Linked DNA regions of Mus musculus: regions 2 and 3 are each linked to region 1. A link is a loop called in an ENCODE intact Hi-C map of the cell type or tissue named here. Cell type or tissue: heart. All regions are shown on one strand.

Region 1 (8,000 bases):
CTTTTTGGATAGTATTGGAAATGTAAATGAGGAAAATACCTAATTAAAAAATAAATAAATAAATAAAAGATTTGTTTATTTTATGTATATAAGTACACTGTAGCTGTCTTCAGACATACCAGAAGACCCCTTTACCGATGGCTGTGAGCTACCATGTGGATGCTGGAATTGAACTCAGGACCTTTGGAACAGCAGTCAGTGCTCTTAACCACTGAGCAATCTCTCCAGCCCAGTATAGCACTCTTATCCACTGAACCAATCTGCACACTTTAGTTTTTTGAGATAGGCTCTTCCTATGTGTCTAAGCTGTCTTCAAATTCCAGATGATTCTCCTGTCTCTGTCTCCCGAGTGCTGGGATTACAGATGTAAACTACTCTGCCCATGCCCATTTTTTCATTTCTTTAATGGGGGGGGGGGGGGAGCACACACGCTGTGGCGCACGTGGTGACCAGAGGACAACCTACAGAAGTTTGTTCTCTCCTACCATGTGGGATCCAGGGAGAAACCCATAAAGACTGTAGAGAGGGGACTGGAGAGATGGCTCAGTGGTTAAGAGCACTGACTGCTCTTCCCAAGATCCTGAGTTCAAATCCCAGCAACCACATAGTGGCTCACAACCACCCAGAATGAGATCTGCCGCCCTCTTCTGGTGTGTCTGAAGTCAGCTACAGTGTACTTACATAAAAATAATAAATAAATCTTTAAAAAAAAAAAAAAGAAAAGAAAAGACTTGGCAGGAGGCTCCTGTACCCACCTAGCCAGAGCCACCTTGCCTACCTGTTTTGTTTTGAGGGGTTTTTTTTTGTTTGTTTGGTTTTTTTTTGCGGGGGGGTGGTGGGGGGAAGAATGTTTATTTTCTAAGATAGAGTCTTACAGTGTAGCCCTGGCTGGTCTGGAACTCTGTATTGTAGACCAGGGTGTTCTCAAAGCATAGAAATCCATCTGCCTCTGCCTGCTGAGTGCCAGGATAGCAGGTAAGAGCCATCATGCCCAGCCTACAGATTTGTTTTGGTTTGGTTTGGGTTTTTTTTTGGGGGGGGGGGGTTCGAGACAGGATTTCTCTGTGTAGCCTTGGGTGTCCTGGAACTCACTCTATAGACCAGGCTGGCCTCGAACTCAGAAATCTGCCTGCCTCTGCCTTCCAAGTGCTGGGAATTAAAGGCATGCAACACCACGACCCAGCTTGTTTCATTTTTTATTTTAGTTGACACATAACTGTGTAATATTTTGATACATATAAAAAATGTGCAATGATCAGATCCCAGGAACTGACATAGTCTCCCTCACCTGAAACACTTGTTTCTCTTTTGTTTTGTTCTGTTTTGGTTTGGTTTTGGTTTTTGATACAGGGTTTCTCGATGTAGCCCCTGGCTGTCCTGGAACACACTCTGTAGACAGGCTGGCCTTGAGCTTGAAGATTCACATGCCTCCGCCTCTGGAGTGCTGGGACTAAAGGCATGTGCCACAGTCACCTGGCTACATTTATCATTTCTTTCTTTAAAAAAAAAAAAAAAGATTTATTTATTATTATATCTAAGTACACTGTAGCTGTCTTCAGATGCACCTGAAGAGGGCGTCAGATCTCATTACAGATGGTTGTGAGCCACCATGTGGTTGCTGGGATTTGAACTCAGGACCTTCGGAAGAGCAGTCAGTGCTTTTAACCACTGAGCCATCTCTGCAGCCCCCCCTTTTTCCCCCCAAGATTTATTTATTTATTTATTTATTTATTACATGTAATGTACACTGTAGCTGTCTTCAGACACTCCAAAAGAGGGAGTCAGGTTTCATTACAGGTGGTTGTGAGCCACCATGGAAAAGCAGTCGGGTGCTCTTACCCACTGAGCCATCTCAGCCCTTTGTATAGCCCTGGCTGTCCTGGAACTCACTTTGTAGACCAGGTTGGCCTCTAACTCAGAAATCCGCCTGCCTCTGCCTCCTGAGTGCTGGGATTAAAGGCGTGTGCCACCATGCCCGGCTTTTATCATTTCTTTTTTTTTTTTTTTTTTAAAGATTTTATTTATTTATTATATGTAAGTAAGTACACTGTAGCTGTTTTCAGACACACCAGAAGAGGGCGTCAGATCTCGTTACGGATGGTTGTGAGCCACCATGTGGTTGCTGGGATTTGAACTCTGGACCTTTGGAAGAGCAGTCGGGTGCTCTTACTCACTGAGCCATCTCACCAGCCCCCTTATCATTTCTTTATGTCAAGAATATTCACCTTTTTCTCATTTAAGTATCTGAAATATGCAATGTTTTTATTAGCCACACATGTTTTGCAGTAAACAATCTGTAAGTTTGCTGCAAAGAGCACATAGGCAGGGTGTAGTAGCAAACACCTATAATGCCAACACTGGTGAAGCAGAGGCAGGCAGACTTCTGTGAGTTTGAGGCCAGTCTTTTTAACCCAGAGTGTTCCAGGCCAGCCAGGGCTACATAGTGAGACCCTGTCTCAATAAATAAATGGATAGATACAAATTAAAGGTAAAGCAAACTATAGGTTCTCAATAGGTATGCACCATCATTATTGCTTCCAAACACACAAATTTCTGGATCGTTTATTTGACAGTAAAATGACCTACAGCAGATCCAAGCAGACTTCCTGGAGCCTGGAACTTATACCAAATTTAAAGGCATGGTTGAAAGTTATATATAAAAAGTCAGGGCTGGTGAGATGGCTCAGTGGGTAAGAGCACCCGACTGCTCTTCCGAAGGTCCAGAGTTCAAATCCCTGCAACCACATGGTGGCTCACAACCATCCATAACAAGATCTGACTCCCTCTTCTGGTGTGTCTGAAGACAGCTACAGTGTACTTACATATAATAATAAATAAATCTTTAAAAAAAAAAAAAAGTCAGCCGGGCAGTGGTGGCACACGCCTTTAATCCCAGCACTCAGGAGGCAGAGGCAGGTGGATTTCTGAGTTCGAGGCCAGCCTGGTCTACAGAGTGAGTTCCAGAACAGCCAGGGCTATACAGAGAAACCCTGTCTTGAAAAACAAAAACAAAAACAGAGCAGATCGGGGCAAGGTAGTACTGGGGTCCGAGAAACTGGAGAAGCTGAGGCAAGAGGATTGAAACTTCAAGGTCAGTGTATTAGTTAGGGCTTTACTGCTGTGAACAGACACCATGACCAAGGCAAGTCTTAGAAAAAAAAAAAAAAAAAAAACAACATTTCTCCTAGAACACAGGATTTTGCTCCATTTCACTTCTTGGTATGCCTTTAATACTCCAACCATATATTTTATATTTTTCCTTTCTATGCTTGTTATGCTTGTTCAAATTTCTCTTCATAAGACTTAACCAGAGAACAAAGTCTCTGCTGGGCATTTTTGAAACTTCCTTTGTCAATGCAATTAATGCAATTAGTCCAAGTCTCTTCACTTTAGCCTCAAGCAGTCTTTTCAGACAAGGGCAAAAAGTAGCCACATTCTTCACCAAAATACCACAAAAACACTCTTTATGCCACATACTGAAATTCTTCTCTTTTGAAATCTCTTAGGCCAACACAGTTTAAACACAGTTCAAATTACTCCATATTCCTACTAGGATGACCCATTAAGCCACATTTAAAGCATTCCACTGCTTTCCAAATCCAAAGTCCCAAAATCCACATTCTTTCAAATAAAAGCATGGTCAGGCCTATCACAGCAATACCCCCACTCCTGGTACCAACTTCTGTTTAGTCAGGGTTCTCTAGAGTCACAGAACTTATGGATAGTCTCTACATAGTAAAGGAGTTTATTGATGACTTACAGTCTGCAGTCCAATTCCCAACAATGGTCAGTAGTAGCTGTGAATGGAAGTACAAGGATCTAGCAGTTGCTCAGTCCCACACGGCAAGCAGGCGATACTGAGTGAGCTCAAAGGCAGCTTAAGAAGAAGACCCTGAAGCCGGGCGAGGTGGCGCAAGCCTTTAATCCCAGCACTTGGGAGGCAGAGGCAGGTGGATTTCTGAGTTCGAGGCCAGCCTGGTCTACAGAGTGAGTGCCAGGACTGCCAGGGCTATACAGAGAAATGCTGTCTCGAAAAAACAAAAACAAAAACAAAAAAAGACCCTGCCAGTAAACAAAAAAGTACAAATAAGCTGAGAATGGGCTGGAGGAATGGCTCCTGGGTTGGGACCTGAGAATTTGGCTCCCACCACCTACAACGAGCAGCTCACTATGGCCTGTAACTCCAACCCCAGGGAATGTAACCCCATCTCCTGGTCATATGCACAGAGACATAGATACACACATTTATTTATTTATTTATTTATTTATTTATTTATTTATTTAGGTTTTTCTTGATGAGACAGGGTTTCTCTGTGTAACCCTGGCTGTCCTGGAACTCACTCTGTAGACCAGGCTGGCCTCGAACTCAGAGATCCACCTGCTTCTGCCTCCCTAGTGCTGGGACAAAGGCATGAACCACCTTTTTTTTTTTTAAGAGCATTTATTATTTTCTGTCTGTGCAATATTTTTCCCTACAATATATACCATGTGTGCAGTGCCGACAGCAGCCAGAAAGGGGCATCAGATACCATAGGACTGGAGTTTAAAATGAAGCCCGCCTTGTGGATCCTGGGACAACAACTCTGAAAGATAAGCCAGAGCTCTTAACCACTGAGCAATCTCTCCAGCCCTTACACACAATTTTTTTTTTTTTAAGTTTTTAATGGGCTGGGGATATAATTAAATGTATAAGAACTTAGGATGTGTGAAGTCCTGAATACATTTGCAAAAGCGCGCGCACACACACATACACAGAAACCCTCAACCATATACACAGTCAATTCAGGGTCCGTAGTTCATCTCAGTGGCCCTGGGTTCGAGCTCCAGAACTGCAGAACCAGGTCTAAGTCCTGGAGTTGCTGTGAGAACTTCAGGTTCCTCTGCGTGGTCTGAGAACCCTGCGCTTTCATCTTTGGCCGTTAGGGGGCAGCAAGCGCACGATGGATTGGCGGCGCAGGACCAGCGCGGGGGCAACTCAGGCAGAGGAAGCTGATGAAATCCTAGCCAACTTGCAGTGAGCTCATCCCGCCCGGGCGCCTCCGGAAGCCACGGGGCGGCCCGGCCTCCGCCTGGCCCGAGCGATAACGCTCTGGTTTGGAACCAGGGCGGGAAGTCCTTCCTGAAGTCTGCCTTGTATGGGGCCTGCTGCCAGAACCCTGGGCCTGAGGGGAGGGTCGAGGACAAAGTGGGTGTTTCTTGCAAAATAAAAAAGAAAGTGAATTCGGAGCCTAGCGGTGGGATGGAGAGAAAGAGAGGTGGGGAGGAAGGAAAGGAGAGACATGAATGAGAAAGACTTTTGTGAGCGACAAAGACAGAAATTGAGGCGGACGTTGGAGAGACAGAAAGCAGGTTCAAGTCAAAACAGATGGAAGAGAGGTGGGACACGAGAGACAATAAAAGGAAGAGACCCCGGCAACAGGAACCAAGCAAGTGGCAAGGATGCTGAGGCAGGACAGGCTATGGGCGCGGTGGGGACCGTAGGGACCAGCCCTGCGGGATGGGGCGCGTCGTGGGCCCGCCCAGCCCCCCAGCCCCGCGGCGGCGCGGGCCAGTTACCAAGTTACCAAATTACCGCAGGATTCCGGAGCTTCTGACTGGCGAGGCTGCAGCCAATCAGAGAGCGGCGCAGCTGTTCTCGGGCAGGAGGCCTGGAGACACGCGCACCTTCCCACACCCAGGAAGCCGCTGACACAGGCCCGGTGGCGCGCGCCACCACTGTCCCGCGGACACGCGGAGTTCTTCTACACGGCAACACACACACGGAGACCGTCCCACACCCACATGTACGCACATTCATACACACGCATGCACCCTTATCTGCATTCGCATACAGAAACACATTCACACACGTGTACACACAGCACAGATATACACAAATATTCACACATATGCACAAATGTTCACACATATACACGCATATAAACTTACATGTGCACACACATATACCTATGCACACGCATATACACATGTATATGTATACATGCACACCATAGATGAATATATACACAAACATACATAGACCCACTAACATACACACACACACACACACACAGGCACTCACACACACGCACACACACACACACACCTAGAGGCATACACAATCCCAAGACACAGACACACACAGCCCCGGGAAGCACTACACATCTTTTTGAAGTCAGTAAAGCAATGCACAGTTCACACATACCACTACACTGACACACAATGGCCTTGTCACAAGTGACAGTGGCACAACCATAAGCCCACACACACACTTCACAACCACACTCGAGGGAGATTTATAATCAGCATAATGTCACTGATGTGTGCACAGTCCCAGGGACAGGCAACCCAATCTTCAGACACAACCACAGTGACATACTCACAATGACACATGGCATTGTATAGATAATGTGTATGCTTGGTGGCAGTGTGGGGCATGTAAACACACCCATTACTATGATATGCACACAGTACTACTGGTGCTTGGCGTGGCAGACACCATCAGAGAGACACACTGACATCAGTACAGAAATACAACACATCCACACACACCTCCATGGCTGTGACACAATCCCAGTGTCACACAAATAACCCCACACAGGAGCCATAGCATTGACACATGCCAGCCTACTGCTTATATCTGCACACTTTTCACAGAAAAGCATCCCAAGGACTCTTATAATAGCCCAAGGACTCAACTATTTGTTGCAACAGCCTGACACGCACATATCACCATACTTAGCGTGCTGACAGGGACCATCACACTGACACACTAGCCCCCTGACACGATCACTTTCATAGAACAACTCCCTAACACTCTGGCCACACGCCTAGAGGAAATTGTCACTCATATAAACACACATATCATTCCTGCTCTGGTCCATGGAAGCTAAGTGCACGTGGGATGCTGGGGGGAGGGATGCAGGGAGGACTTGTGTTTGTGTATTTGGGTGCAGTTCCTCCCCCTTCCTGCACTTCCTGGGGGCGGGGCCAAGCGGCTGCCGCTGTTACCGGGTAAACTTCCCCGCCTCCCCCTCGTGCGGCCATTAGTCACCCCCCCCAGGATGATGTCATCGCCTCATTCTGGAGGCTGAGTAATCCTAGTCTCCGCCCCCTCCCCCCCAGGTACCAGGGAAGGGGCGGGCCGCACCTGAGCTCCGCCGAGGACTAGAGCTGGGGTCTGGAGCTGAAGGCTCGGCGCCTTCGATGTCCCTGGGGTGGGGACTAAGGAATCTGGGCCTCTCTAAAGTGACTTAAGAGTGCGTATCAGTGTCCCCGGAGACTGGGGGCTTCCAGCCCTGGATCGGTGGTAGCAGACTTCTGGATCTTTTAGGCTTGAGGTCTTTTTGTTAATGCTCACTTGCTGCTTTGTGTTTGGTGTTGGGTTTGTTTGTTTGTTTGCAGTGCTGGGGATGCAGCCTAGAGCCTCACCCACACTTAGGCTAGGAATCCTTCACTGAGCAACATCCACACTATTTTTTAATTTTTTTTTTTTTTTTAACTTTTAGACAGTTACCCCCTAAGGACAGAACTGTCACTAAATCACCCAGGCTGGCCTTGAAGTTACTCTGAAGTCCATACACACATAAACCATAAATTTTCTATTCTCCTGCCTCAGCTTTTCAAGTAGCTGGGAATGAATACAGACATGTATAACTGGGCTCTGCTTGCTTGTGTTTTTATGAAAACAGGCTCTCACTCTGCAGCCCAGTCCAACCTGGAACTCTTGGCAATCCTCCTGCCTCACCCTCCTGGGTGTTACAGGCATGAATCCCCTTATCTACTCAGTCCTAAAGTATGAAGCACCCCCCAGGTGCTCCCCACATTCATGCTAAGGGCTTGATCCGTTCTCTCTGACTGAGGCCTGGGATAGATTGAGTGCTAAGGAGGACACAATAAATGCAATGTCAGGTTCCCCTTGGTTCTGGGAGATCACCAAGCTGTACCCCGGGGAACAAGTGCTTACAGGAGAGAAAAGAGTACAGGTCTGTGCCTCAAGGATGGGCATGTGACCACATGGA
Region 2 (8,000 bases), 130 kb after region 1:
TGCACCAAGTATGTGCCTGGTACCCACAGGCATTGGATCCCTGAGACTGGAGTTATAAACAGTTGTGAATGACCATGTGAGGGGTTGAAATTTAACCTGGGTCCTCTGGAAGAGCAGCCAGTTCTTTCTCATTCTCTTTCTCCTTTTTCTTTTATCTTTTTTCTTTTATCTCCTTTCTTTTCTTTTTTCTTCTTCCCTTCCCTTCCCCTCCCTTCCTCCCTCCTTCCCTTCCTTTTTTTTTTTTTTTTTAAGTCTTTTTCGAGACAGGGTTTCTCTGTGTAGCCATGGCTATCCTGGAACTCACTTTGTAGATCAAGCTGGCCTTGAATTCAGAGAGCCACTGAACCTCAAATTGTTAACCAGTCTTAACTAGTGATCAATCTCTCCAGGCCCTGTCATCTGAGGCTTTGATCAAGGCAACTTTGAGATTTGTTGTTGTTTCCTTTATTTTATCTTACCATCATTCATTCGTCCATTCATTCATTTGTGGGTTTTTTGTTTGTTTGTTTTGTTTTTTTGAGGCAGAGTGTCCTCTGTGTAGCCTTGGCTGTCCTAGAACTCACTCTGCCCTTAGAAACACAGATCAGCCTGCCTCTGCCTCCTGAGTGCTGGGACTAAAGACATGTGCCACCACCACCCTGGCTCTTTGTTTTCTAATGAGCTCTTCTGTGAAGGCTGATCCTGTCCCCTGTCCCAATCAACCTCTTACCCATGGGCTGATCAGTATTCAGCAGTTTCTCAGGGTGATGCCCTTTTGTACAGCCCTCTATCTGAAACAATACCTGCAGCCATCTTGAGTTTCTTTCTTTTTTTTTTTTTTAATTAATTAATTTATTTATTATATGTAAGTACACTGTAGCTGTCTTCAGACACTCCAGAAGAGGGAGTCAGATCTCGTTACAGATGGTTGTGAGCCACCATGTGGTTGCTGGGATTTGAACTTCGGACCTTCGGAAGAGCAGTCGGATACTCTTACCCACTGAGCCATCTCACCAGCCCCCATCTTGAGTTTCTAAAATGGGAAGGTTAACATGGTGCAGGATTGTTCAGGAGAGTTTCCAGAAAAGTCTTGGCTATTCTCTCTAGGAGGGGTGCATTCCTGCCCAGCTCAGGTGCCAGAGTTTTTCCCATCTGGGTACTGTATTGCATGTGGTGTGACAGGAGCTGTCTGCACCTGTCCTGTTCTCTCTATACTTGATGCACTCCCATCCTCTTCTGCATTACTCACAGGACGGTGGTGGCGGAAGCTACCGGCGGAGTGATCATGACAAGCCCCACCAGCAGTCTGACAAGAAAGGCAAAGTCATCTGCAAATACTTTGTGGAGGGACGATGCACTTGGGTAAGTGTACCGCCTGAGGACATGTGACCCACACTGTTGGGAATGGGAAGGACTGTGTGATAGCGGCCCTTGGCACCTTGCAGCCAGGAGACCTCTGGGCAGCCTAGAGTACTCGGATTTCTGCTTACGGTAGAAGAGCCAGAACAAGCTGTGTAGACAGTCTGAGGTGTAGGGGTGCTTTCTGGTAGAAATTTTTGTCTAGTCTCTAGAGTTTCAAGTGAGTCCTCAGGGCTTACTCTGTTCCCATTACGTTGTTGAGCTTGAGGATTGGAAAGGGATTATTAAAGACTCCGGACAGAATCAGCCTTGGACATTGTGCAAGAGATACGTGTGACCATTTAGTGATAGTGATACAAAGGCAGCAGGCAGGTGGCATAGATGTCTGAGAGTTACTGCTCCCTTGGAAGTCAGGAAGTAGGTATTTAAACCTATAGACTAATATATGAAATATGTAAAATAGTCCTTACTACTCTTAGTTTCTCTGTGTAGTCTTGGCTGCTCTGAAACTTAGAGATCTGCCTGCCTCTGCCTCCCCCAAGAGTGCTGGGATTAAAGGTGTGTGCAGCAGCCACCACCATGCTTGTCCTCAGTCTTGACTGTACTGGTTTCAACACATACTTGTTTGTCATTCAGATCAGGAATCAAGGCTTCTGCAGTGCTCAGTGTTTCCCTGGAGACCTAGACTCTTCCTTTCCACGCCTTTCTTAAATCTGTGGCATTTGTCACCATGGACTGTACTTGTATAATGACTGCTGCGCTTTTGAACTTTATATCCATGGACTAGGAGGATGCCAGGCAGTGGTGGCGCAGGCCTCTAATCCCAGCTCTGGGATTCTGAGGCAGGCAGGTCACTGGCCTTTGAGGCCAGCCTGATGTGCGGCGTATCAGGTTCCTGGCTTTGGGTCTTGTCTGTCTCAGTTCAGGACGTCGCTCGCCCAGAAGCTTTTGCCTGTTTTGTGGAGAGAACAAGAGAAGTTGGAAAATGGGGTATTGTTTTAGGCAGGCGTCTTCCTCAAAGCCAAGGTTCAGTAGGAAGGACAGAATGTAGAGCTTGCTTATGTGATGAGTTTTTATTGCCAGACAGCAAATAGTGTGGGACAGAGTAGGTGTGAAAGGAAGGACAGAGATGCATCAGGAAAACACAGGAGTGAAAAGTTGAGCCTGAGCAGAAGGCACAGGCTAGGGAGCAGGGCCTGGATTTGGGAGACTACATTTTCCCAAGGGGACATGTTCTTGTCTGTGGTCCCACTGCAGACACAAGTGAATCAGAACTCACTTCGTCTTCTCTTTTTCCAGGGAGACCACTGCAATTTTAGCCACGACATTGAGCTACCGAAGAAGCGAGAGTTGTGCAAATTTTACATCACGGGGTTCTGTGCTCGTGCTGAGAACTGCCCCTACATGCATGATATCCTTTGCCGTCTTGTCTGCTGTGTCTGTCTTGTGTTGCTGCTCCTGGGGCCTTACCATTCAGCTTTCCTTCTGCCTCTTTTATCCTCTCTCTGAGCTGTTCACAGCTTCACCTGAGGAAACCCACGTCCTTTAGTCCCTTTCTCTGTAGAGAGTCTTAGGACCCTTTCCAAGTCCAGCTCTGTGGACCAGAACTTGCTCTGGAGTTAAAGCAGTGTTGAGAACAGCCACTGGCAGCCAGTGCACAACCCTAACTGTCACCTCACCTCCAAAACGAAGGGGGTTATTTAATTCTTTGGGGTGGGTTCTGAGAAGAAATGTTTACCTTAATTAGTCATGAACGTGACTTTCCGTGTAAATTATACCACACCACTGGGAACTGCATCAATGGTGACGACTGCATGTTCTCCCATGACCCGCTGACAGAAGAGACACGAGAGCTCCTAGATAAGGTAATGCTTGAGGTGGCACGGGCAAAGTCCACAGGAGCCTGACGCCACTCTGTCGGCACAGACAACCTTTGCAAGATCAGAGTCTGTTGCAAGTTACATCCATCTGTACATACATACATCTTCCTACAGGAGACGCGGGGCAAGGGTCACGCTGCTTTAACAGCAGACCTGAGGCAGCTGCACTGGATTCCCTAGGGGACAGTGGAATGAAAGGATTGTCACCTTATGGTGTTGTGTTGTGTAGAGAGACTGAGATGCCCCGAGACTGGAAATGCCAGTGTCTCTGCAGTCACAGGGACTCATGTAGAGAAGAAGGGAGTGGGACCAGGAGCTCACAAACCTGGTGCCATTTGACACTCATCCTAGTGTCTGTTTTTCTTCCCCAGATTGGTACAGTTAGTGGGGATGCTTCCTTTTGCCATTCCTTTTGTGAGCCTATCAGGCTGAGAGCTGATGGTCAGCATCCGGTCCCTTTAGAGTGTAACCACTGGCCTGTGGAAGGACCAGCAGTGTCTGATTAGAGGCCGCCCCCTGCTGGAGGCTCAGTGTTCACACTCAGGAGCAGGAGCCCAGGCCTGACCCCTTGGTCAGTTTAGTTTTTCTTGTAGTTTTGTTTTATTTTTTAAAGTTTGGTTGGGAGGAGGATTGTTTTACATATCTATGTATATTTTAATAAAGACATGGTCTCTATGTAGTCCTGGGTGACCTAGAGCTCACACGTAGACCGGGATGAGTGTGGGGATTAGAGGTGTGTACTAGTGTTTTCTCTGTTATTTAAATTTGCATTAGCCCACCCACCCCCCTTTTTTTCTTTTGTTTTGTTTTGTTTTGACAGTTTTGCTTTGTGGCCCATGCTGACCTTTTGATTCCTCCTGCCTCCTCTTGTCATACATTTGCAGGGTTTCTCTGTCCTGGAACTCGCTCTGTAGACCAGGCTGGCCTCTTACTCAGAGATCCGCCTGTCTCTGCCTCCTGAGCACTAGGATTAAAGGTGTGCACCACCATGTTGAGCAAAGATTTTTTTTTTTTAATGGAAAAAGTGTTTTGAAATTTTGAATTTTAATGTAGAAACAGAAAGGAGAAAAAGAAAAACACAAAGTGTTGAGACCTGCTTACTTTGTGAGCTGCTTACCTCCTCGTTTGCACATAGTTCCCACGCTGAGAGTGTTCTCAGCCAGCACAGTAATGTCACTAACAGGAATCCGCATCACAAAGAAGCTCTGATGCAGAATCACAGGTCCTACTGCTGTTACCTTGGCAGTCTCCTGGAAGTCTCTTCTGTTGGCTTTGGTTGTATCTTCTCACCAGCACAGTTGAGTTCTTTACAAACCGCCAACTCGGCTAAATGGCATGACCTGAGCCATGATGGTTACCTGGATGGCTGTAGAGATGCTTAGGTGTCAAGTTTATGCTGAAGTACAAAATGTAAACCTCCAAGTCTGTCGGGGGATAGCCCTCACCCCAGGGAAAGGCGCCTGTTTTCTCCCTTGTGCGGCAGGGCTTCAGCTGCTCTGACGTAGACTGGCTGTTTTTGTTTGGAATAGTCTTGAGTAGTCCAGGTTGGCCCTTGAATTCACTACATATCTACAGTCATTCTTGAACCCATGATCCTTCCCTGAAGAACCCATGAAGCTCCCAAGTTCTGAGATTACAAGCATGGACCACCAGGTTTTGCCCAGCAGATCTGTGGGTATTGACCAACATGTAGATTTGTGTCTGCTCTATACAATATAGACATTACACACACACACACACAGTTTATCCAACCGTTGAAAGCCCTCTCTTTTTCTATAAGTCTCTCCTCCCTTCCATTAATAACTGCCCATATGGTTTATGTCCCTATAGTTTGCTTTTTCAGGGTATCATAGGGATGGGGAACAGGTGGTAACTCTGTGGGAGAGCCTGTACCCCTCACTGACTGGAGAGGACAAGTGTCTTCTAAGTAGAACTACAGAGTAAAGCAGGTGTGTGGGGGGGGGGGGGGGTGACTTTTGCATGCCGTAGGGCACTCTTGATCTGCTTACAGCACTGTGTGTCTCTGCAGTTCAATGCAGTTGTCTGCAAGGTTGAATTCCTCAGCTGATGGTTAGGTTTGTTGATCACTCACAGTCATTGGTTAAAGTACATTTGTATATTTCTTGTTTGGGCAAAGCTTAGAATTAGTGACAGCTACCTTATTTGTGTATGCAAGTGGCAAGCGGCACTTTTTTTTTCTTTAGACAAATTCTCTCTGTAGCCCTGGCTGTTCTAGAACTCAGTATGTAGACCAGGCTAACCTTATATCCATAGAATTAGCATGCCTATCCCTCTAGAGTGCTGGTATTAAAGATATGTGCCACCATACCTGGTGATGACTCTCATTTTTACCTAGATAATAGACCTTTGGATTCTAGCATCAGCTCTAATGAAAGGTTTGGCGACACAGCTCAGCCCTAGCAGTCGAAATGTTCAACAAGCAGTGGTCTTGCTAGGAGGGAGGCCATGTATGGAAAGGCTACCAGGGTTTGTAAGGACAATTCTCTCCATCTGTGTTGAAATAGCTGATAGGTAGTTTATGTCCTATCCTCTGGTCATTTTCTCATGTGTGTTTGCCATGTTCATGTCATTGGGCTCACAGATTAGAAGACCAGGTTAGGAACAGACTCGTCAGCCTGTTGGCTGCAGGGTCTGTGTTGTAAAAGGCTTTACACATAGGGAAGGCCAGCTGTAGAGCTGTCCATGTTAGAAGACATCCCTAAGGGTGCCAGGAAGACTGCTTTCATCCGGTTTGTTACCCAGCAATGCCTGCTAGTGTTGAGCCTCAGGCTTGTCCTCTCTGGTAGCTGTTTCAGATTGTTAAGGGTATTGCCCGGGCTTTCACACTTGATGCTGGTAGAGAGAAGTGCGCTACCAATGTGTTCTGAAGCCTTGTTGGACAAATCTGTCTCAGGTCATCTATAGACACTGTAAATGGGAACCGTGGTGGTGAGGAAGGCTGCCTTTAAACTTGATCTTCTTGCCTCTTCATCCCTAATGCTAAGATTACAATTGTGTACACTGTGCCCAGGGTGATGAAGAAGATGAATTTAGGTCCTAGGCTCTGCATTCTAAGGCCCTTGGCAGGTGTGTGCCCGAAGTTTTTCAGTCTGACTTGGTGGAGCCTTCTGATGTGACTTCTTTGGTTCCCACAGATGTTGGCTGATGATGCAGAAGCAGGCGCTGAGGACGAGAAGGAGGTAGAGGAGCTGAAGAAGCAGGGCATCAACCCTTTGCCCAAGCCACCTCCTGGTGTAGGGCTCCTGCCTACTCCTCCACGGCCCCCTGGGCCTCCAGCCCCCACCTCTCCTAATGGCAGGCCCATGCAAGGTGGCCCTCCTCCACCACCACCACCTCCTCCACCACCTCCTGGACCTCCTCAGATGTCCCTGCCAACACATGAGCCACTGTCTCCACAACAGTTACAGCAGGACATGTACAACAAGAAGATCCCCTCTTTGTTTGAGATTGTGGTGCGGCCCACGGGGCAGCTAGCTGAGAAGCTGGGCGTGAGGTGAGTATATTGTCCACAGAAGCACAGGAGCATTGGCCTGGCAGGGCTCTGCCCTTGATGAGGCTGTCAGACGCCATTTGGACTCCGGGCCTCAGGCTCCAAGTGAACACTGCAGGTTTACTGGTTGGGAGCTGCTGCCTTTCCTTAGCAGCTTCATCACAAGTACCATTTCCTCTTCTAGGTTCCCTGGACCTGGTGGACCCTCGGGGCCAATGGGTCCTGGCCCCAACATGGGACCCCCAGGGCCAATGGGGGGACCCATGCATCCTGACATGCACCCTGACATGCACCCAGACATGCACCCCGACATGCACCCTGACATGCACCCCGACATGCACCCCGACATGCACCCTGACATGCATCCTGACATGCCAATGGGTCCTGGCATGAACCCTGGCCCTCCCATGGGTCCTGGTGGCCCCCCAATGATGCCCTATGGTCCTGGAGACTCCCCACATTCTGGAATGATGCCTCCTATCCCGCCAGCCCAGAACTTCTATGAGAACTTCTACCCGCAGCAAGAGGGCATGGAAATGGAGCCTGGTCTTGTTGGAGATGCAGGTATGTAGGCAACAGCTAGGCTGTAGAGCTGGGCTCACCAAAGTGGGATGGAGATCAGAAGTGGCTTTTCTTCCTTGTCCAGTCTTACAGCAGCATTCCAGTCCCATTCCCATTCTATAGGTGTTTTAAGTATTATGGGACCCTTTGCCTTGTGGGAGCCGAAGGACTCTTGTGTTTGTTGTCAGTGAGGGAAACAGTACTCAGGTCTTAGCATCAATTATGAGCAAGGCAGAAATACCTTAGGAAGCTGTGCTTATGGTGCCTGGGATCAGTCAGGAGGAAGGCAGGTGCCCTAGACAAGGTCCTTCTTCTGGGTAGAGGTGGGCTCAATAACTGTGCTTGTATGACACCATCGGCTGGACAGGTTCTTGCCTCTGTCCTGTGATGTGAGCAACCTTAGTGTCCAGTATAGTCAAGAATAGCTGCTGTGGCTGACTGTGGGAAAATCAGAAAGGAGGAGGGACCTGCCCCAGGCCAAAGCTCAAAGAGTGTGTGTGGTCTCTGTCCTTGCTATAGTTGCATTTTAGTAGAGGGAACCAGACAGAGGTCAGATGGCTCATTTTGGCATTAGCCATTGTTAGAAAATAGCATAAGACGGTGTAGAGTGGAGGGATACAGTCACAGCCGTAGCAGGAACAGTCGTCTGAAGCATCTCTGAGAAGGCGGCCAGGTAACACCACTGGCCAGCTTGGCTGAGGAAAGCAGAG
Region 3 (8,000 bases), 170 kb after region 1:
TCTGTAGACCAGGCTAACCTCGAAGTCACAGAAATCCTCCTGCCTCTGCCTCCCAAGTGCTGGGACTAAAGGTGTGTGCCACCACTGCCTGGTTCCACTTTACATTTTGAGACAGAGTCTCTAAATCAACATGGAACTTGCCAATTCAGCCTCGGGACTCCTCCTGTCTCCACCTCCCCGACACTGGGATTACAGATGTGTGTGTCACACCTGGCTTTTCTTTATGAGGGGTACACCCAAGTCCTTAAGCTTTCCTGGCAAGCAGTTTACCCACTGAGTCATCTTCCCAGCCCGAAGGACAGTTAACTCCAGCTGTTAATGTAAACAGCCACAGGTGTTGAGTGGCTTTCACAATGGGTAGTCCCACTGCAGGGCTCTACATCTCAGTCTTTCCTGGGGGTAGAGATTGGAATAGGTTAGTTTACCTGTGGGCTCTGGGCCTGGCCTGGATGGCTCCTCCTGAGACACAATAGCTGGAAGCTGGAAGGCATCCAGGGGTGTTTGACTACCTTCAGCATTGCTGGGGACAAGATGATGGAACTGAAAACCAGGGGTCTTGGGACAGCAGTGAGTACAGACATTTTCCAGTATGGAACTTGTGGATACTACCCCGCAGCATTAAAAACTTTCTATCAGACCTATAAACTCCTAGTTGGATACACACACACACACACACACACACACACACACACACACACACACACACTTTGAATTAAACCCAAGAGCCTCCTATGTGCTCTACCACTGAGCCACGCCCCCAGCCCCTCACTGGGGGATTCTAGGCAGGGGCTCTACCACTGAGCCACGCCCCCAGCCCCTCACTGGGGGATTCTAGGCAGGGGTTCTACCACTGAGCCACGCCCCCAGCCCCTCACTGGGGGATTCTAGGCAGGGGTTCTACCACTGAGCCACGCCCCCAGCCCCTCACTGGGGGATTCTAGGCAGGGGCTACACCACTGAGCCAAGCCCCCAGCCCCTCACTGGGGGATTCTAGGCAGGGGCTACACCACTGAGCCACGCCCCCAGCCCCTCACTGGGGGATTCTAGGCAGGGGCTACACCACTGAGCCACGCCCCCAGCCCCTCACTGGGGGATTCTAGGCAGGGGCTCTACCACTGAGCATTCCTGATTGAGACAGACACTCCCTGGGTTTCCCAAGGTGGCCTCCTGCCTCAGTCTTTCCACTGGTTGGGACAAAGAGGACCAGACCCAGTTCCAAATATATTCTCATCTGAGTTCTCCCTGCTGTGGCAAACCTGAGCCACTGTCAGCCACCTCGTGTTACCTGGACATCCTCTAAGCATGCCATGGTTATCTGTGTCTCTCCTATCTAAATCACCTGCTCCCTTCTAGGGTCCAAATCAAATCAGCTCAGCAAAGGGCAAATGGCACCCCTCTTCTCTCTTCTCCCCGTTCATCTCTTAAACCATGCCGCAGCCTCCCCTTGTTCTCCAGTCCCTTTTAGTTCCCAGTCAACTCTCAGCAGAAAGAAAAATATTTCCAAAAGTGCAGAATTGTGATCCCCTCCAGACATAAAGCCTTCAATAGTTCTCCAGTGACCACGAGATAAAATATCCTGCTGCCATTTACAGCCTCCCCTGCCCCCAACTCTGTGCTCCAGCCCCAATCGCTCTGCTCTTCCCTGGGCTTCTCAGGCTGTAGACCTGAGGCTCATCCGTTCTGTGCCCTCTGCTCACAACGCGTGTATGTTTTGCACCACTCTCCCTGTATAGAGTCTGCTGTGGCTCCCCAGTGCCCTGGAGTCCAATTCACACCTTCAGCCGGAGGCACACCACACGAACGAGTCCAATTCACACCTTCAGCCGGAGGCACACCACACGAGCGTTCCTGCCCTGCCTACGTCACAGATGTGTCTCCTCCCAACACTGATTCCTCTCCGTGTCCACCAAGTGAGGCCATTCCATACCTAGGCCTCCTAGGTTCTTTCCCCTTTGTGTCTACAGAGCCAGCCCTCCCTTAAGGGCCCTGGCTGGGATGGGGAGCAGCTGCTGGAGATGCTGGGATGGCAATGGGCCACCTCTCACCTGAGCACGTGACTGACCCACAGCACGTGATGCTCCCCAGTGCTCTTCCCGTTCCCGGCCACAGTGGCTACAGACTGCAGCCACACGAAGCCCCCCGCACGCTGCAGCCAACGGTAGTAACCAGTCACCACCTGCCCTTTGTCCAGCACTGGTCCATCCCAGGGGAGCAGAGAGCCCAGAGGGGTGGGGAGGGTCAAGGCAGGTGAGCAGGAGACAGGCAGAGGCAGCGAGAGTGGGGAGAATCGAGAAAGAGAGAGAAAGGCACAGAGGTAGTCAGAGACCCAGAGGCACCCCAGCATCGGTCAGAGACCCCTCTTACCCGGCTTACTGACCCTCATCCCCCACCCCCAGCCACTGCTCAGCCTCTTTGTTGCTTTTCTGTTCCGAACAGCCCCCAGAAGCTGCAGTGCAACCAGAGACTCTGGTTAGCCCTGAAGAAGGACTTCCAGGGAACAGGGAAGCAGGGTCATTCGTGTTTTTGTGGTGGTAGGAGGATGGGGAGAGGGTACAGAAGTGTGCCTCACGGTCCAGATGGCTTTGGCGGATCCTGGTTGCATCCTGTCCATGAACAAACTGGTAGCAGCTGCGTCCCACAAGCTCTGAGGGCCCCATGTCCATATGGTCGCTAACTCTGGAGGACACAGGAAAGAAAGGGAAAAGGAGTGGGGAGACATTGGGTGACAGGAGACAGCAGAGCTGGCTTCAGGGTTCCCCAGGATCCACACCCTTGCAGTACCTCAGTTTCATTCTGTAAAATGGGCATAGGTGAAGAAAAGGGGGCCCGAAAAAGAAATGGGCAAGCCTTGTAAGGGAGCCAGGGCCACCCTCACGTCTCCCAGGCACCTTTGCCTTCTCCCTTGTCCTCTCTCCTCCCAACTCCCCACGGCCCCTGACTGAAAGGCCCAGGATTGACTGGTCCCCACATATCCCCAGGTCCTTTTGGACCCACCTTCCCTCCCGCCCCTACCCTGGTACCTGCTCTCACAAGCAAGGATGGTGAGGCCCAGGCTGAGGCGGAAGACAATCATGTGTCCGTGCAAAGGCAGCTCAGCCAGTGGGGCTGGGGGCAGCGTGTGTCCAAGGGCTACAAGACCCAGGGCTCGGGCCCTCAGGCGCCCTGTCACATGAATGACCTGTGGAAGGTGGGGGTGGCTGGGGAGGTGCCAGGTGGGACTGCTGAGGCAGGAGGACCACAGCCAAGTCAAAGCTTCACCCAGTTCCACCTGATACCCACAGATCCCTTGGCCCTGGGAAGGCTTTGAGTGTCTCCCAGTTTCTGTTCTCAGTACCTTGTATCCCGGGATATAGCTGGCACACAGGGGGAAAGAGACAGTTCATACCCACCTTGTACCCCGAGGCTTTGACATTCAGGCCCCTCTTGGTGAGGGTGGACTTCATGCGGACAAAGAAGGACCGCTCTTGGGCTCGGAAGGCAGGCGATGCCTCGGTGGGGCTGGCTTCTGAGGCAGAACAAGAGGGCGCTGTCATAGTTTTCCAGAACCCCGTCAACTCAGAACCAGCCTCACTGTGGCTGCTCCAGACACTCAGATGCATCTAATGGTCGCACAGGTACACTGATAAAGTAATCTCCCCTTGTGGGACAGCCAGGTCCAAGGTCAGATGAGCCCCTCTTTCCTGCTCAGAAGCTCTGTTCTGCCCCCCAGGCATCCGCTGGCATCAGTCTGACCCAGGCTGGAGTAGCCACCTGTGACCACAGAGGGCAGGCTAGAACTGTTGTGACAGTCAGGTCCCCTACCACAGACTAGAAGTATAAAAGAAAGGAAGCTGGGCCGTGGTGGCACATGCCTTTACCTCAGCACACAGAGGCAGAGGCAGGAGGAGTTCAAAGCCAACCTGGTCTACAGAGTGAGCTCTAGGACAGCCAGGGCTATACAGAGAAACCCTGTCTCAAACAAACAAACACTAAAAAACAAAACAAAACAAAAAACCCCAAACAATCAACAAAAGAACTGTATCCTGAAAGTTAAACACACACCACATACACACACACAACTAAAAATATGGAACAGCTGGGTGACTTGGGGCAAGTAACTTGATCTCTCTGTGCTGTGCCTGGAGTTGGGGGCCATCCCTCATGGCTTGTGGGTTTGAAGTTAGGGCCCAATGAAAATTTAAAGGCACAGTGGAATGTAAAAAAAAAAAAAAAAAATTCTCAGTCTTATTCCTACTTCCTTGTAGCAGCTCAAATGTTGGTGTATTTTGGCCACTCTGGGGAACCAGGCAAGTTTAGACACCCTAGTGCCTTAAGTTGGCTTGACTCATTGTGGGTTTTTTGTTTTGTGTTGTTGTTGCTTTGGTTTGGGTTGTTGTTGTTGTGTTTGTTTGTTTTACAAAACCTTGTTTTGTAGCATGTTAAACACAAAAACCAGGATCTACCCTCAGGCTTCATTCACTGGCAAGGATGGGATTCCTGGAAATTACCAATCTCAGGGGTGTCCACCAGCGAGGAGGAAGACGATGAGGAAGAGGAGGACACGGAAGGTGGTGTAGGGGGACCGATGCTTGCAGCCCGCAATCCAAGTTGCTCTAGGACCTCCGAGTGGTCCCCAGGATGGATGTAGTCGAAGACGCTGCTGCCCGTCAGCTCCACCTGCCGGTGATGGAGAGGAATGCAGGAGCCGCGTGAGCGCCAAAGCTGAGGCTGGGTTTAGCTTAGGTCTGCTCGCCCAACCTTCAAGTGCACTTCACAACTGGCTTGTGTTTTTCTTAGGTGTTTCCTGCTTTTTTGAATTAAGGAGGGAGGGGCTTTTTTTGTTTGAGGCAGGGTCTCACTTTTTTTTTGGGGGGGGGAGGTGTTCGAGACAGGGTTTCTCTGTAGCCCTGGCTGTCCTGGAACTCACTTTGTAGACCAGGTTGTCCTCGAACCCTCCCAAGTGCTGAGATTAAAGGCGTGCGCTACCACACCCGGCCTCACTTTTTCTTTTAAGATGTATTTATTATTTTTTTTAAAGATTTATTTATTTATTTATTTATTTATTTATTTATTATAGGTAAGTACATTCTAGCTGTCTTCAGACACCCCAGAAGAGGGCGTCAGATTTCATTATGGATGGTTGTGAGCCACCATGTGGATTTGAACTCAGGACCTTCGGAAGAGCACCTGCTCTTAACCACTGAGCCATCGCTCCAGCCCAGGGTCTCACTTTTATAGCTCTGGCTTCAAACTTATTAATCTGCCTGCCTGTACCTCCTGAAATTCTGGACTAAAGGCATGTGCTGCAACATCTGGCCCTTTTTGTTTTTGTTTTTTTGTTTTTTTCTTTTTTTCTTTTTTTAGACAGAGGTTTGCTAGGTAGCTCAGGCTGGCCTCAGACTTGTGGTGATCCTCCTGACTCGGCCTCCCAAGTGCTGGAAATCAAGCCCGGCAGTTGTCAGCTCTTTAATGAGTTAGGGCCTTGGAGACTGGCCTCTCAGATCTCACATGGATCCCATGCCAGGCCCCTTCAGTACAGCCTCTAGCTTTCTGTTCTGATCATGCTCTGATTTCACAGGGAGCCTCTGACCTTCAAGCCCCATTTAAAACTCTCCTGGAAGCTGCATATCCAACTATGGCAATTCTTACTCAGAAACCCACCGTGCCTTCTTCTACTGTCCCTCTGCTTGAAGTGGGTGACCTGTCTCCCTCTAACCTTTATCCCCCCTGTGGTCCTCACCCTCATCCCCCACCCCACCCACACAACCACCTTATCCACCCTACTTTGTCACCTACACATTCAAGTCCCCTCCTTTGGGGAAGTGTTAGTTTTTGAGACAGTCTCAGATAGCCTAGGCTGGCCTGAAACTTCTGGTCCTCCTGCCTCCACCTCTCCAGTGATGGAGTTTAATGTAAGGTTTATACCTCACCGCCATGCCCAGTTTATGTAAGGAACCCAGGGCTTTGTGAACACCAGGCAAGCATTCTATGAACCAAGCTACAATCCTGCCCCAGACACAATGGATTGGAGTCCCAGGACCTCCAGAATGGTACACAAGTGGCATACCGCTGATTCACACCCTCACTGAGCTCAGCCCTTCCCTGGAGGATTCTAGGTGAGCACACATCGCTGTAGAACTACATCTCTAGATGAGGTTTTTAATTTTGAAATGAGGTCTTGCTAAGTCTCCTTGGCTGGCTTTGAACTTGTGGTCCTGCTTGAGTCCTCCAGCATATGTCGGGCTGCTTTGTGGGGTTCCAAGGAAGGTTGTCTGTTTTTCACGTTGTGCTTAGTGATACCAGAAGAGAGTAAGGGCATGCATAGGTCAGGCGGTAAAGATAGCTGCCTACTGCAGGGAAGACTTACCTGTGAGAGACCCAGGTAGATGGACACTGTCTCTGAGATGTAGAGAAATTTCCCTTCCTGGTTCAAAGCGAACACGAAGCCATCCAAGGACTAGAGTTGAGACAAACGGAGCGGGTGTAGGAAGGGAACAACCTGGGTACCCTTAGTCCTGTCCAGTTCTCCACAGGGAACTGATGCAGGAAAAATAGTGCTATTCCCAGATGCTACCACCAGGTGGCAGCACAAAGCAGCAGGCTAGGAAGGGAGGCGCTCACCTGTAGGATGTGTCCACCTAGGTGTTGCTCGAAGACTTCAGAGACCAGAGCCACAGGGCCTCGGCGGCCTGGGGCTGGGGACAGAAGGAGGAGGAGGACAGTCAGGGACCCTTGGTCTGACTCACTGCTCTGGGCAGCCCTTAGGGGCCCAGTCAGTCTTAAACTCCCAGCCAGCCACCATAGAGAACCAGTTCACAGGATGGTTGTTCCCTAGGGGACAGAGAGACCAAGACTGAGTGACAGACATTGGAAAGAGGAATTTGTCCACTCCCTCATTCTTTTTCACACCAAAACCAAAAAGTTCTTGAGTACTTCTGTTCACAGGTCCTATACAGTACAGGCAGTGCTAGTGACGGGAACAGCGCAGACTGTCCTCACTGGGCACCGAAGCCCGGTCCAATGAATAGCCCAAGGCTGAGGCTGACCTGGTGGTGAAGGCCCGTAACTCCAACTACTTGGCAGGCAAGGTAGGAGAATCAATGACTAAAGGCTTGCCTGGGGTACATAACAAATGAGTTCCTATCTCAAAAGTTAAAATGAGGGCTGGCAACATAGATCAGTGATGAAGCATCTGCCTAGAATCTCCCAGTATGATGCTAAGGCCTTGGCTCAGTGGAGGAACACCTGCGATGAATCTCCCAGTGAGGGGCTGGGGGCGTGGCTCAGTGGTAGAGCCCCTGCCTAGAATTCTCCAGTGAGTGGCTCTGTGGTAGAGTGCTTGTCTAGTATTCATAGGCTCTGGGTTCAATCCTCTGCACTGAAAGACAGTAACAAAATCCAAAGAAATACAAAATTATGAGAGTAGCTAGAGAAGTTTGCACTGCAGGGTGGACTGCACATTAAGATAGCAGCTGAAGACAACAGCTCGGTGATTCTTCAATAAGTGAAAAGAGAGCTATGACGTGAGCCTCTGGCAATCCCTTTATAACCCAACAACCTTAAGATAGGTACTGTGAGGAGTGCTGTATGCACACGGAGAGAACAGCATTACACAGAGCCAAGAAAAATTCCCCAACGTCCAGCCTCCGAGAACCAATACAAAATGCGGTAGATCCAAGATGAAGAGGAATTGAAGCCTTGATTTGTGATGAAATATTATAAAAGCAGACAGGCACAAAAAGGCCACAGTGACCCCACGCCTATGAAATGTCTAAAACTGGCAAGTCGATGGGAGCAGAAAGCAGGTCTGTGCTTGGCAGCATTGGGCTGCTTCATGGCTGCAGGACTCCTTTGGGACTATGCAGTAAATGGTGCTGGTTTGGATACTTTAAAACAGCCTTGTGTGTACAGCAAGATCCAGACCAGTCAGGGCACAGAGCGAGACCCTGTCTAAAAGCCGGGATGGGGGAGGTGTGGAGAACTGGCTAAGTGGTTAAGAGCACGCCCTCTTGCGGAAGAAC

What was found. Peaks named below come from ENCODE experiments on the same cell type or tissue, not always from the same donor. Only the 100,000 strongest peaks of a DNase experiment are listed, where the experiment ranks them.
Region 2: a loop joins it to region 1, with 10 times the contacts of the local background. A loop is called at or near these places in 2 of 42 quality-filtered maps.
Region 3: a loop joins it to region 1, with 2.2 times the contacts of the local background. A loop is called at or near these places in 9 of 42 quality-filtered maps.

What each region holds. Positions count from the first base shown.
Region 1 is chr7:16,290,012-16,298,011 of GRCm38, forward strand. No RefSeq gene overlaps it. Among named protein-coding and RNA genes, the nearest start is that of Ccdc9, 7.2 kb to the left of the region's middle. In heart, CTCF peaks have their summits at 4,921 (motif pointing right) and 6,934; DNase peaks (open chromatin) are centred at 5,030, 5,570 and 6,960; H3K4me3 peaks cover 2,595 bases; H3K27ac peaks cover 3,258 bases.
Region 2 is chr7:16,422,618-16,430,617 of GRCm38, forward strand. Zc3h4 (zinc finger CCCH-type containing 4) reads left to right here. Exons shown (of 14, transcript NM_198631.2): 8 at 1,231-1,341; 9 at 2,638-2,749; 10 at 3,094-3,203; 11 at 6,374-6,732; 12 at 6,914-7,293. Among named protein-coding and RNA genes, the nearest start is that of Zc3h4, 25 kb to the left of the region's middle. In heart, a CTCF peak has its summit at 3,759 (motif pointing left); DNase peaks (open chromatin) are centred at 1,314 and 3,704.
Region 3 is chr7:16,458,761-16,466,760 of GRCm38, forward strand. Npas1 (neuronal PAS domain protein 1) reads right to left here. Exons shown (of 12, transcript NM_008718.2): 4 at 6,601-6,674; 5 at 6,347-6,436; 6 at 4,488-4,656; 7 at 3,390-3,505; 8 at 3,021-3,178; 9 at 2,570-2,676; 10 at 2,046-2,193; 11 at 426-520. Among named protein-coding and RNA genes, the nearest start is that of Tmem160, 10 kb to the left of the region's middle. In heart, CTCF peaks have their summits at 3,744 and 4,660 (motif pointing left); DNase peaks (open chromatin) are centred at 4,661 and 6,618; H3K27me3 peaks cover 3,814 bases.